Regions from separate parts of the Homo sapiens genome. Here region 2 is linked to region 1. A link is a contact called in ENCODE Hi-C data. All regions are on one chromosome and are shown on one strand. The core of a region is the stretch at or near the end of the contact, and the rest is flanking DNA. Distances in the headings are between cores, read along the strand shown.

Evidence for each region. A loop is a pair of places that touch in the nucleus more often than their neighbours do. Pooled maps may share reads with other maps.
Region 2: a loop to region 1 is called in a pooled map, with 4 times the contacts of the local background. The contact joins the enhancer-like site here to the promoter of EIF2B1 in region 1. A Hi-C loop is called at or near these places in 2 of 37 single-sample maps with no recorded cell type and 6 of 50 pooled maps.

What each region holds. Positions count from the first base shown.
Region 1 is chr12:123,630,576-123,636,619 of GRCh38, reverse strand. EIF2B1 (eukaryotic translation initiation factor 2B subunit alpha) reads left to right here and starts at 2,934. Exons shown (of 9, transcript NM_001414.4): 1 at 2,934-3,075; 2 at 4,174-4,275. The coding sequence starts at 3,063. It overlaps GTF2H3 (general transcription factor IIH subunit 3), which reads right to left and starts at 2,791. Exons shown (of 13, transcript NM_001516.5): 1 at 2,748-2,791. The coding sequence starts at 2,760. RefSeq lists an enhancer at 2,718-2,907.
Region 2 is chr12:124,765,394-124,771,512 of GRCh38, reverse strand. No RefSeq gene overlaps it. Among named protein-coding and RNA genes, the nearest start is that of SCARB1, 95 kb to the left of the region's middle. Within about 2 kb of position 4,377, at least 14 of the 41 ENCODE cell types and tissues checked have a DNase peak (open chromatin) inside an H3K27ac peak, as active enhancers do.

The DNA.
Region 1 (6,044 bases), core at 1,685-4,184:
AATTTTTGTAGAGACAGGGTCTCACTTTGTTGCCTAGGCTGGTCTCGAACTCCTGGGCTCAAGTGATCCTCCCACCTCAGCCTCCTAAAGTGTTGGGATTACAGGCATGTGCCGCCGTGCCCGGCTCTAGGATGCTCATTTAATAGCAAAGAGCAGTAATGCCTTTCCTCCCTCCGTACTTTGCTTCCTGCAGTCCTGTCTTCTACATTAGGAGAATCTCTACCCCATCTTTGATTTCTGTGTATTCAAATCCCAATTACTCCTCAAAGCCCCAAACCAGCGCAAACTCTTTCTTCTTCATGACTCCCCTATCTCAGAGCAGAAGGAATGCCAGCCTCCTCTGCACTAAGCACCGGAATCTGCAATCCCAAAATCCCATTCCACCCTGACAACCACCCAGCAAAGGACATTTTCCTGCCATTTTTCATCAATTATAAGATGACCCCCACCCCTTGTTTTTTACATTGAATAGTTGTTGACATCTGGATGGTATCTTTATCATTAAGATTAGCAGCATTTTTTCTTTCTTAATGGTATATTAAATAAGGGCACATCTCATAATCAATATTATCTTAGATTAGCTGAAATATGATATATGGTATTCGTATTCTGCAAATGAAAGTAACTTGTCCTAAGTCACATATGGCCTGCTAACAAGTGGCAAGGCCAAAGCCCTGTTCTAAAGACAGATCTGCTTGACTATAAAGACTGTGGCTCTTCACTGCCCCACTGCCCACCTCTGACAACCCACAGCTCTCTCTTCTAATGACACTTAGCACTTACTATTTTATTTTACAGTTAGTTGTGCTTCTGATCTCTCGTCCCAGTCCTGCCCACTTAAGACTGTGGACTTCTTAAAAAATGATGGAATTTGCTAATCCTAGGATAAAATAATGTGTGTAAATCAGAACTGGTGTAGTGGCTCACGCCTGTAATCCCAACACTTTGGGAGGTCGAGGCAGGAAGATTGCTTCAGCCCAGGAGTTTGAGACCAGCCTGGGCAAAACAGTGAGACCTTATCTCTACCTTTTTTTTTTTTTTTTTTTTGCGACGGAGACTTGCTCTGTCGCCCAAGCTGGAGTGCAGTGGCACGATCTTGGCTCACTGCAACCTCTGCCTCCTGGGTTCAAGCAATTTTCCTGCCTCAGCCTCCTGAGTAGCTGGGATTATAGGTGTGCGCCACCTTGTCCGGTTAATTTTTTTGTATTTTGAGCAGAGACGGGGTTTCACCATGTTGGCCAGGCTGGTCTCGAACTCCCGACCTCAAGTGATCCACCCACCTTGGCCTTCCAAAATGCTGGGATTACAGGCGTGAGCCACTGTGCCCAGCCACTTTTTTTCTTTTTTAATAGAAAAACAAAACAAAAAAATGTGTAAATCACACAACAAAGCACCTAGGACAGAAGCACTTAATACAACTGTGTCTGCCAGACAGAAAAAGCGTTGCCTGTAAAGAAAGGTGTGCATCTATACACATGCAATGACCCTGTGAATTTCCTTCTTTAGTTCGCTACCTCATTTGTAGACAGGAGCAATGCCAGGCCTGCCTCCCTCACAGGGTTGTGGTATGGTTTCACATCAATTAAGAGAGGATGGACAATTATTACAGTTCCTGAAAGGACTCCCCTATCTCTATTCTTGCTCCCCACAGTCCATTTTCCACACAACAGCCACAGTGATCTTTTAAAATTGCAAACCAGATCATAACACTTTCTGGCTTAAAACTCTACAATGTCTTTGTATTGCACCTAAAAATAAAGGCCAACTTCTCTATCACGGCCAATAAGGCCCTGCATGACCTGAAACTGGCTGGTTCTCTGATCTCATCCCTCTAGCCTCCTTTTAAATCTTCAAGACATCTGACTCTGTATGTGGTAGTTTAATGTATGAATGAGTCTCCCCACCATCCTCTACCCGCAAGCTCTCCATTTCTCCCTTCTCAGTGTAACTTGGTGGCTCAATCTGCCACAGGGCCCATGCACTTAAAGTGCACTTCCCCCAGAACTTCACATAATCATTCAAGTCGGTTTCAATATCCTGCACTTTTCCTAGGCCCCTATCTAAAACAGCTCCTCCTCAATCCTAGTCACAATGTACTATTGTAACTAGGACCGTACTGTTACATCATCTTCATAGCTCTTTTCATCCTTTGAAAAATAATTTATTTTTTAATTTTTTATTGACGAGGTCATGCCCTGTCGGCCATGCTGGGTGCAGTACTGCCATAATAGCTCACTGAAGCCTCGAATTCCTGGGCTCAAGTGATTCTCCCGCCTCAGCCTCCCGCGTAGCTGGGACCACAGACACGCGCTACCACGCCCGGCTAATATTTCATTTTTTTTGTAGAGATGGGGTCTGGCTGTGTTGCCCAGGCAGGTCTCGAACTCCCGGCTTCAAGCGATTCTCCCTCCTCGGCCTCCCAAAGTGCTGGGATTACAGGCCTAATCCACCGGGGTGCGACCCGGCCGAAATTATTTTTATTTATTGTCATCTGTTTCACCCAGTAGACTGTAACCTCCACTAAGGCCCCTGTCTGTCACGATCTCTGCTAAAATCCAGAAAATAATGCCTGTACACAGGAGGCGATCCAAAACTATTTACTGAATGAATGACTGAATGCCTTGGCTACTCCTCTAAAGACCAAACGGATTCTATCCAGCCCAAAAGACACATTCCATCTGGCCAGTCGTAGCCGGACCGAGACAGCCGAGCCCCGGAGTCGAAGTCCCGCCCTGCAGGGTCCTCACCGTCTGAAACCATGGCTGTCCCAGCACCTCAGCGCAGAGCAAGTGGTGGTCAGGGGAGCGTCTCAAATCCTGCGCAGCCCAACGTCCGGCGCCGCCAAGTGACGCACGAGGTGCTGTGACTCGTGCCAGCCCCCTAATCTGCGGAAGTGGAGTGCGGGGAGTGCGCCGGAAGAGGGGTACGGAAGTGCGCCGGAAGTGGGGTGCGGAGGTGTGCAGCGCGCTGTCAGACTGGCTCGCAGGCGGCGCGGCCGGCGGACCCGTTCGAGACAGCGCGGGCGGCTCGGGTCCCCTGGGGCTCCGCAGCAGGAGGACGCCATGGACGACAAGGGTAAATCAAGACAGGCCAGGGCTGCTAGGCTACAGCAGCGCCGTTCAGGGGTCCCCCCAACCTCTCACATCCAGGCTGAGCTCCCGAAGAGATTTCTTTTGAATTTCAGGCTGCTCCGCTGGTTGTGTTTCCAGAGTCACAACTAAATCCCTCGCGCTGCTCTTGTTTTCAGGGATGCGCCCTGGCAGTATCTGCAGGCATCCCTCCCACACATACGCTCCTTCCCAGTGCCAGTCTCCTTCCTGCCTTGTTGGATCTGTCATTAAAATTAGAATGAATAAGGCATATTTGATGTGCTCATCTAGTATGGTTATTAAGTGAAAAACAAGGGCAAACTAATACACTTTTCATGTAAAGAAATAAAGGGGAGTGGGTGGAACTCCATGTATAATATTTGTAACATATATGTGTATGTGAATAGACATGTATTAGCATAGACTGTCTGGAGGGGTGCAGGAGAAATTGGCAAGATGGTTGACTCTGGGATCCTCTCAGATTTTAGGACCAAAGAGGCTGAAGAGAGAATGACTTTTCATCATCATTTACTCGGGCTTAATTTTTAGGCCTTGCACACCAGTAGCTTTTTTTTTTTTTTTTTTGAGACGGAGTCTCGCTCTGTCACCCAGGCTGGAGTGCAGTGGCGCAGTCTCGGCTCACTGCAAGCTCCGCCTCCCGGGTTCACGCCATTCTCCTGCCTCAGCCTCCCAAGTAGCTGGGACTACAGGCGCCCGCCACTACGCCCGGCTAATTTTTTGTATTTTTAGTAGAGACGGGGTTTCACCGTTTTAGCCGGGATGGTCTCGATCTCCTGACCTCGTGATCCGCCCGCCTCGGACTCCCAAAGTGCTGGGATTACAGGCGTGAGCCACCGCGCCCGGCCACCAGTAGCTTTTTCAAAATAAAAAAGAGCTCTTGCAAACAGCAAAGTGGTATTTTCTCTATTCCCATCAACATTTATTGCATCCCTGAAACCAAATACCCTAAAAAGAAAGTATTTTTTAAATTGTTTGCTTCTTAAAGTCAACAGTCATTAACAAGCTCTCTTGCCTTATAGGCTGCTAAATGAATTAGGTGAATCACTTTTTTCCCTTTTTCCAGAGTTAATTGAATACTTTAAGTCTCAGATGAAAGAAGATCCTGACATGGCCTCAGCAGTGGCTGCCATCCGGACGTTGCTGGAGTTCTTGAAGAGAGATAAAGGTATATAGAGAGTCATCTGTTAACACTCTGGGACTTAGGATAGTCTTTTTTTTCTTTTCTTTTTTTTTTTTTTTAAAGAGACGGAGCCTCACTCTGTCACCCAGGCTGGAGTGCAGTGGCGAGATCTTGGCTCACTGCAACCTCCGCCTCCTGGGTTCAAGCAATTCTCCTGCCTTGGCCTCCTGAGTAGCTGGGATTATAGGTGTGCACCACCTTGTCCGGCTAATTTTTTTGTATTTTAGAGACAGGGTTTCACCATGTTACCCAGGCTGGTCTCGAACTCCTGAGCTTAGGCAATCTGCCCGCTTTGGCCTCCCAAAGTGCTAGGATTACAGGTGTGAGCCACTGTGCCCGGCCGTTTGTTTTTTTTGAGACAGAGTTTTGCTCTTGTCTCCCAGGCTGGAGTGCAATGGCACAATCTCGGCTCACTGCAACCTCTGCCTCTCAAGTTCAAGCGATTCTCCTGCCTCAGCCTTCTGAGTAGCTGGGATTACAGGCATGCACCACCACGCCTGGCAAAATTTTTTTTTTTTTTTTTGAGACGGAGTCTCGCTCTGTCACCCGGGCTGGAGTGCAGTGGTGCCATCTTGGCTCACTGCAGGCTCCGCTTCCCAGGTTCATGCCATTCTCCTGCCTCAGCCTCCAGGTAGCTGGGACTACAGGCGCCCGCCACCATGCCTAGCTAATTTTTTGTATTTTTAGTAGAGACGGGGTTTCACTTTGTTAGCCAGAATGGTCTCGATCTCCTGACCTCGTGATCCGCCCATGTCGGCCTCCCAAAGTGCTGGGATTGCAGGCGTGAGCCACCGGGCCCGGCCAAATTTTTTTATTTTTAGTAGAGACAGGGTTTCACCATGTTGGCCACAGTGGTCTTAAACTCCTAGCCTCAGGTGATCCGTCCGCCTCGCCCTCCCAAAGTGCTGAGATTACAGGCGTGAGCCACCATGTTCGGCCAGGAAAGTCTTCTAATGACTCTTAGAAATGTAGAAAGTGAGAGATGCATGTTTGCCTGCATAAAGTAGTAATACAGCTCCAAGCTCAGCTTCTGCCTTCATTTCAGACCTTTCAATCTGGAGAGAGCTCTTACGTTGTCATGAAAAGGATCCCTTTCATAAGTGAAACAGACTTTGAATCGAGAGTGACTATGTTATATTGTGTTAACCATGATGCGTAAATTTCAGTAGCAGTTCAGCTTTATAAGTGTTTATTAGGCCTCCACCTTGTGCCAGATTCTGTACAGATGCTACAGGGAATATTCCAGAATAAATTCTGGTATTAGTATTATTTATTGTGATCCCCTAATTCAGCACCCTAAATGTAAGCATCTGGGTATAGCATGAAATCTTGTATAAGCAAAATAATAATGCAGCCTTTAATCTGAAGGGCTTGCCTAGAGACACATGTCTTTAAGGCAACCTCCAGTGTCTTCCCATTGTTCTTAAAATAACATCCAAACAACCTTAGCCTCACCCATACCACCTTGCAGACCTCATCTGCCGCTGCTACTTAATGTCTTTCCATGCCTCAGCCTCCCAAAGTGCTGAGATTACAGGCGTGAGCCACCATGCCCAGCCACCCAGCTTTATTTCTATGTGTGCTTGTTTACTATCCGCTTCCTCTATTACAATCAAAACTCCATCACAGCAGAACCCTACCTGTCTTGTTCACTGATGTATCCCTAGCATCTAGAATAGTGCCTGGTATATAGTATGTACCTAGTAAATATTCACTGAATGAATGAATGAATTGAAGATACAGGTCGGGGCTGT
Region 2 (6,119 bases), core at 3,128-5,627, 1.1 Mb before region 1:
GGACGTGTGAGGGCTGGGCGCGGGGGCTCACGCCTATAATCCCAGCACTGTGGGAGGCCAGGGGTTCGAGACCAGCCTGGGCAGTATGGTGAAACACCGTCTCTACTGAAAATACAAAAATTAGCTGGGTGTAGTGGCGGGCACCTGTAATCCCAGCTAGACGGGAGGATGAGGCACGAGAATCGTTTGAACCCAGGAGGTGGAGGTTGTAGTGAGCCGAGATCATCCCACTGCACTCCAGCCTGGGTGACAGAGTGAGACTCCATCTCAAAGAAAAGAAAAGAAAAGAAAAGAAAAGAAAAGAAAAGAAAAGAAAAGAAATGGATGTGTGAGCATTCTGTACACAGCCTGGGACGATTATGAAAGCTCTCAAATGCTGAGCCTCCAGCAAACATTTATCACACACCTACTGTGTGCAGAGCACTTGCTGGGCTCTGAGAGGGAGTCAAGCTCTGAGAAGTCTGTGTCGATTTGTTCATTCCTTCATTCAGCAAATGCTGTTTGGGTGCTCACTGTGTGTCACACACCCTCATATTTATTGCGAATCGGCTTGGGTTAGGTTCCCCAGAAGCAGACACTGAGACCAAGATTCCTGGCCAGGGAGTGTCCCAGGAGGGCAAAGGGGACTCTAGCAGCCCAGGGTCACGGACAGCTCTCAAAGGCAGACCAACAGGTCTTGGGTTTTGGATACAAAAATGCTCCAAAATCAGGGGTGTGCAAATACAGTAAAAAGAGGATTCATTTGGATCTGCTTAGAACACCAAGGGTATCCGCTTCAGAAATACAGAGGTGACCGGGTGCAGTGGCTCACCCTTGGGAGGCCGAGGTGGGCGGATTGCTTGAGGTCAGGAGTTTGAGACCAGCCTGGGCAACATAGTGAAACCCCATCTCTACTAAAAATACAAAAATTAGCCAGGTGTGGTGGCACACGCCTGTAATCCCAGCTGTGGGAGGCTGAGCCACAAGAATCGGTTGAACCTGGAAGCAGAGGTTGCAGTGAGCCGAGATCTCACCACTGCACTCTAGCCTGGGCGACAGAGTGAGACTCCATCTCAAAAAAAAAAAAAAAAAAAAGAAGAGAAAAGAAAAGAAAAACAACAACAACAAAGCTGGACGAAGCTAGAAAGCTCCCTGCCCTCACAAACTTGCCTTCTAGTGGGAGAGACAGCTGGCGAGTAAATGCATGAGTAAGGTCACGTATGAGTAAGGTCACTCATAAGTAAGGTCACACATGAGTAAGGTCACTCTGGGAAGCAACGATGCCAGGATAGAAAGAAGAGCAGGGGGTGCACCGGAGAAGAGGTGCTGGGCAGGGGGGCTGCTTAGATGAGAGCACATTTCCGGAAGTTTCCTCTGAGAAGTGCCAACTCCTGAAGGCTTCATGGGAATCTGGAGAAGAGCACTCCAGGAACCGGGAAGTACATGTGCAAAGGGCCTGGGGTAGCAACACGCAGAACAGAAACGGTGCGCTGTGGCTGGAGCCCAGAGAGTGGGACTGAGTGGGAGAAACGCAAACTGCTTTTCCTCCTCTGTTCACCCCACAACAATCAACACAGAAGACTTCTGTGACCAAATATGGGGGGCTCCCCCCACAGCAGATCAAATGAACACCTAATTCTGCAGCGGATGCCAGCTGGGGGCCCTCTGATTCAACTCAATTCTGCCGCTGTCTACCTGGAGGCAGTGTCAGACCCCACAGGTCGAGGGTTCAGACCCCAGGGCGGCCCCTTACTCCCGATGCCCCTCTCAAGCCCTGGGATGTGTCACCTGTGCTTCTCACAGACCAGCTGTGAATTGGGGTTCCCACGACCCTGTCTTTGGGTTCAATTAATTTGTTAGAACGGCTCACAGGGCTCAGGGAAGCACTGAGCTTATTTATTATAAAGGATGTTAGAAGGATACAGATGAAGAGATGCTAGGGAGAGGCATGGGGGAGGGGCACGGGGAAAGGGCATGGGGAAGGGGCATGGAGCTGCCATGCTCTCCAGGACACCACCCTCCAGGAGCCTTCCCATGCTCAAAAACTCTGTCCTCTTGAGTTTTTATGGAGGCTTCATTAGGTGGGCGTAATTTTTAAAATTATATCATTTTAAATTTTTAAATGTTTAATTTTTGTAGGTTCATAGTAAGTGTATACAGTTGTGGGGTGCATGAGATGTGTTGACACAGGCATGCAATGTGACGTAATCACATCATGGGAAGGGCGTATCCACCCCTTCAAGCATTTAGCCTTTGTGTTACAAACAATCCAGTTACACTCCTTCAGTTATTTAAAAATATACAATCAAGTTATTCTTGACTATAGTCACCCTGTTGTGGGATCAAATAGTAGGTCTTATTCATTCTTTCTCTATATGTATATGGTTTTTGTATACATGGGCATGATTGATTAAACCACAGGCCATTGGTGATCAGTTTGACCTTCAGCCTCTCTCCCCTCACTGCTGGAGGTTGGGGACTGGGCTGAAAGTCCCAGTCCTGTAGCGCTGACTTGGTTTTTCCTGAGACCAGTCCCCATCCTGAAGCTGCCTAGGGGCTGCTGGCCACCAGTGAGTCATTGGCAAACTAAACACTTTGGAGATTCCAAGGATTTTAAGGCAGAAGACCAAATAAATATTTTACACGATCACAGTGGGAGGGGGTTGGAGGGAGATGGAGGTGGAGAGCTGGGGGGCCTCGCAGTTAGGATTTTAAGTACAGTGGGAAACCACTGGAGATTTTTCCATCAGGGAGGGCTGCGTTTGCTGTTTCTGCTGTGGGAGAGGCTGCGGGGGCAGGCGTGGATGCTGGAGGTCTGGCTGGAGGCAGTGGCCCTCCTCCTGGTGACAGATGGTGGTGGTGGTGGTGGTGGTGGCCTGGGCCAGGGCGGAGCAGTGGATGAAGAAGGGACAGATGCGGGGTGTATTTTTAGGGGCTGGAGCTCATAGAACATGGTGCTAAACTGGATGTGGGAAGGGAGGGGTGAGGACGCGTCCAGTGAGACTCTCAAGTGTCTGAGCCTGACGGCCAGGGGGAGGGAGGGGCTGCTTTTTGTTTGTTAGTTTTCATTTGTTTTTGTTTGCTTGTTTGTTGTTTGTTTTCTTTTTTGAGACAGAGTCTCGCTCTGTCGCCCAGGCTGGAGTGCAGTGGTGCAATCTCTACTTACTGCAACTTCCACCTCCTGGGTTCAAGCGATTCTCCTGTCTCAGCCTCACAAGTAGCTGGGATCACAGGCGCCCGCCATCATGCATGGCTGATTTTTGTATTTTTAGTAGAGACGGGATTTCACCATGTTGGCCAGGCTGGTCTCGAACTCCTGACCTTGTGATCTGCCTGCCTCGGCCTCTCAAAGTGTTGGGATTACAGGCATGAGCCACCGCGCCAGGCCATTTTCATTTGTTTTTGAGACAGGGTCTCTGTCACCCAGGCTTGAGTGCAGTCGTGCGATCATAGCTCACTGCAGCCTCGACCTCCTGGGCTCAAGTAATCCTCCTGCCTCAGCCTCCCGAGTAGCTGGGTCTACAGGCACATGCCAGGACACCTGGCTAATTTTTAAATTATTATTATTATTATTATTATTATTATTATTATTATTTTAGAAAGAGAGTCACACTATGTTGCCCAGGGTGGTCTCGAACTCCTGGCCTCAAGCGATCGGCCCACCTCTGCCTCCCAAAGTGCTGAGATTACAAGTGTGAGCCAGAGGGAGGTGCCACTAACTGAGGAGGGAGGCAGGAAGGTGGGGCTGGGAGCAAGTAGGGCCCCGATCCCCCAGTGCAGACCCGGGCTTAGCTCAGCATGGATTGAATGGCTGTGAACTCCCTGTGGGGGCTGCAGAGGGAGGAGTCAGGACACTGAGGTTGTTGTGTCACCCACACCGGATTCATCCCCTATCCCGGTCCACCCACCCCCAGGGCATCTGGAATGTGAGAGGCCAGAGAGAGAAAGCACCACCAGGAATCCCAACGTAGCAACAGCACAAATAACAGCAGCCCCTTTTGATGCTCAGGGGAGCACATGTTTCATGGAGCTATCCAGTGACCTGTACAGCAGGGAGACTTGAGGGGACCATTTCACAGATGGGAAGACGGAGGCTGAGGGGTGAGGCTATATTTGCAAGGTGGATCTTTTTTGTGTGTGTGAGCAATTGGTCGCGCTGTCTCCCTCTTTAGACTTTACGCTGCTGAAGGCAGGCACCGAGTTCTGTGGGGTTCGTGGTCCATGGGCATGCATGCAAATCAGTCTTTGCTGAGTTAATGAATAAATGATCTGGGGTGTAGCGAGGCTGGGGATGTGGTTGCGGGAGGGGAGTTCTGCAGACCTGCCCAGGGCCTGCCAGAGGCTGCACGTGCGGATTGTGGCCGCCAGGGGGCGCTGTGGGTCCAGCCTTCAGGGCGGCCCCAGATTCAGGGAGGCCCCAGCAGCCCGGGTCTCTCTGGCGGTCCCAGGGGCTGGGAAACGTCTGTTGTTTGAGGCTCTGGACATAGCAAAGATAAAAAATGAAAAACTGATGAACTAAGGCTGCAAGAACTATGTTCTCTTGTATGTTTACATGTAAAAATTTAACAGCTTCCATACATGAAATAGTCATGCAATATATTTTTGTGAAGTTACAAGGCTTGCAAAATTCTTAATGAACCATGTCCAGAGAGGGCAGGATTTAGAAAGGGGAAATTATCACAGTTCTTTTAATCTTGGTGGTGTGGGGCTCTAGGACAGTACATTCAAGATCTTCTCCAAAATCTGATTTGTGGTGTTTTTGTGAACTCAGAGTCCAGGCCAAATGGCTGGCTGTGGTCTCCCAGGGATGGGCAATCCTGATCCAAACCTCAGATGCCCAGAAGATATAAAATCTCAACACTGGGCCAGGCGCGGTGGCTCACACCCCTAATCCCGGCACTTTGGGAGGCCGGGGTGGGCAGATCACCTGAGGCCAGGGGTTCAAGACCAGCCTGGCCAACATGGTGAAACCTTGTCTCTACTAAAAATACAAAAATTAGCTGGGCATGGTGGTGAGCACCTGTAATCCCAGATACTGGGTAGGCTGAGGCAGGAGAATCACTGGAACCCGGGAGGTGGAGGTTGCAGTGAGCTGAGATTGTGCCACTGCACTCCAGCCTGTGCGACAGAGTGAGACTCTGTCTCAAAAAAAAGAAAAGAAAAGAAAAAAAAAGAAAATCTCAATGCCGGCCACTCCCAGCCCAGTCAGGCAAGCTCAGCTCTGGCATCCTGGCTTGCTCTCCTGGAACAGACTGTTGCTAGCATTCATTGAATCTTTCTGAGTGCCGTGCACTATTTTAAACCCTTGGCATATGCTCACTTAGTTTTCATCATAACCCAGGCGAGTGCTGTTATCATCATCATCTTCATTTTACAGATGAGGAAACTGAGGCACAGAGAGGCGAGGTCATTGTCCAAGGTCTTATGGCTGGAAAGGATCGGAGTCTGGATATGAATATTGGCCACTGGTTGGGGGGCATACATGCTTATCAGCTACTCTGCATACCTCCTCATTGACTGGGAACCAGAGCTTGCTGTGGGTGCTGGCTGAGGCATCCCACTTTATCTTATCCCTTATCCCAAGTGAAACTCAACTTGGGAACCCAGCTTCAAGAAACATAATTTCCAGGCAAAGGCAATGAATGCACACAGGTCCTGGCTCTAGAGCTTCTGAGGAGCCTGGGAGAGGAAAGGAGGTTGCAAGGCTCATTTCCCCCAAATCCAGTCCCAGCTCCATCTAGAAAGAGGCCCCCCGCATACCAAGCATGTGTCCAATCACTCCAGAAAAGCCCCTGGCAGGGGAGCATCCAGGCTCATTCCAGAGAGGTCAAGAATGGGAGGGGAAGAAGAGGAGTAAGAATAAACATGTCTAAAAATAGTGCTTGGATCTCCGAAACCCACAACAAAACAGGAAAGAGAGGGCAGGAGAACTGGGAGGGAGAAGCCTGGAGGTTTGGCTGAGGGAAGAATAAGGTGCACTGCCCTGGTGGGGGCTGTTTCTCTGACTTTCCTCTCTGAAGTCTTGGGAGCTAGGCTGGATGGAGGGTCTGAGCATAAAGGCCAAATATCTCTGGAGTCATGAGTGTTTCCAGATTTCACAACACGTTTGCCATGAAGCCTTAGCCCTAGCAAACTTCATA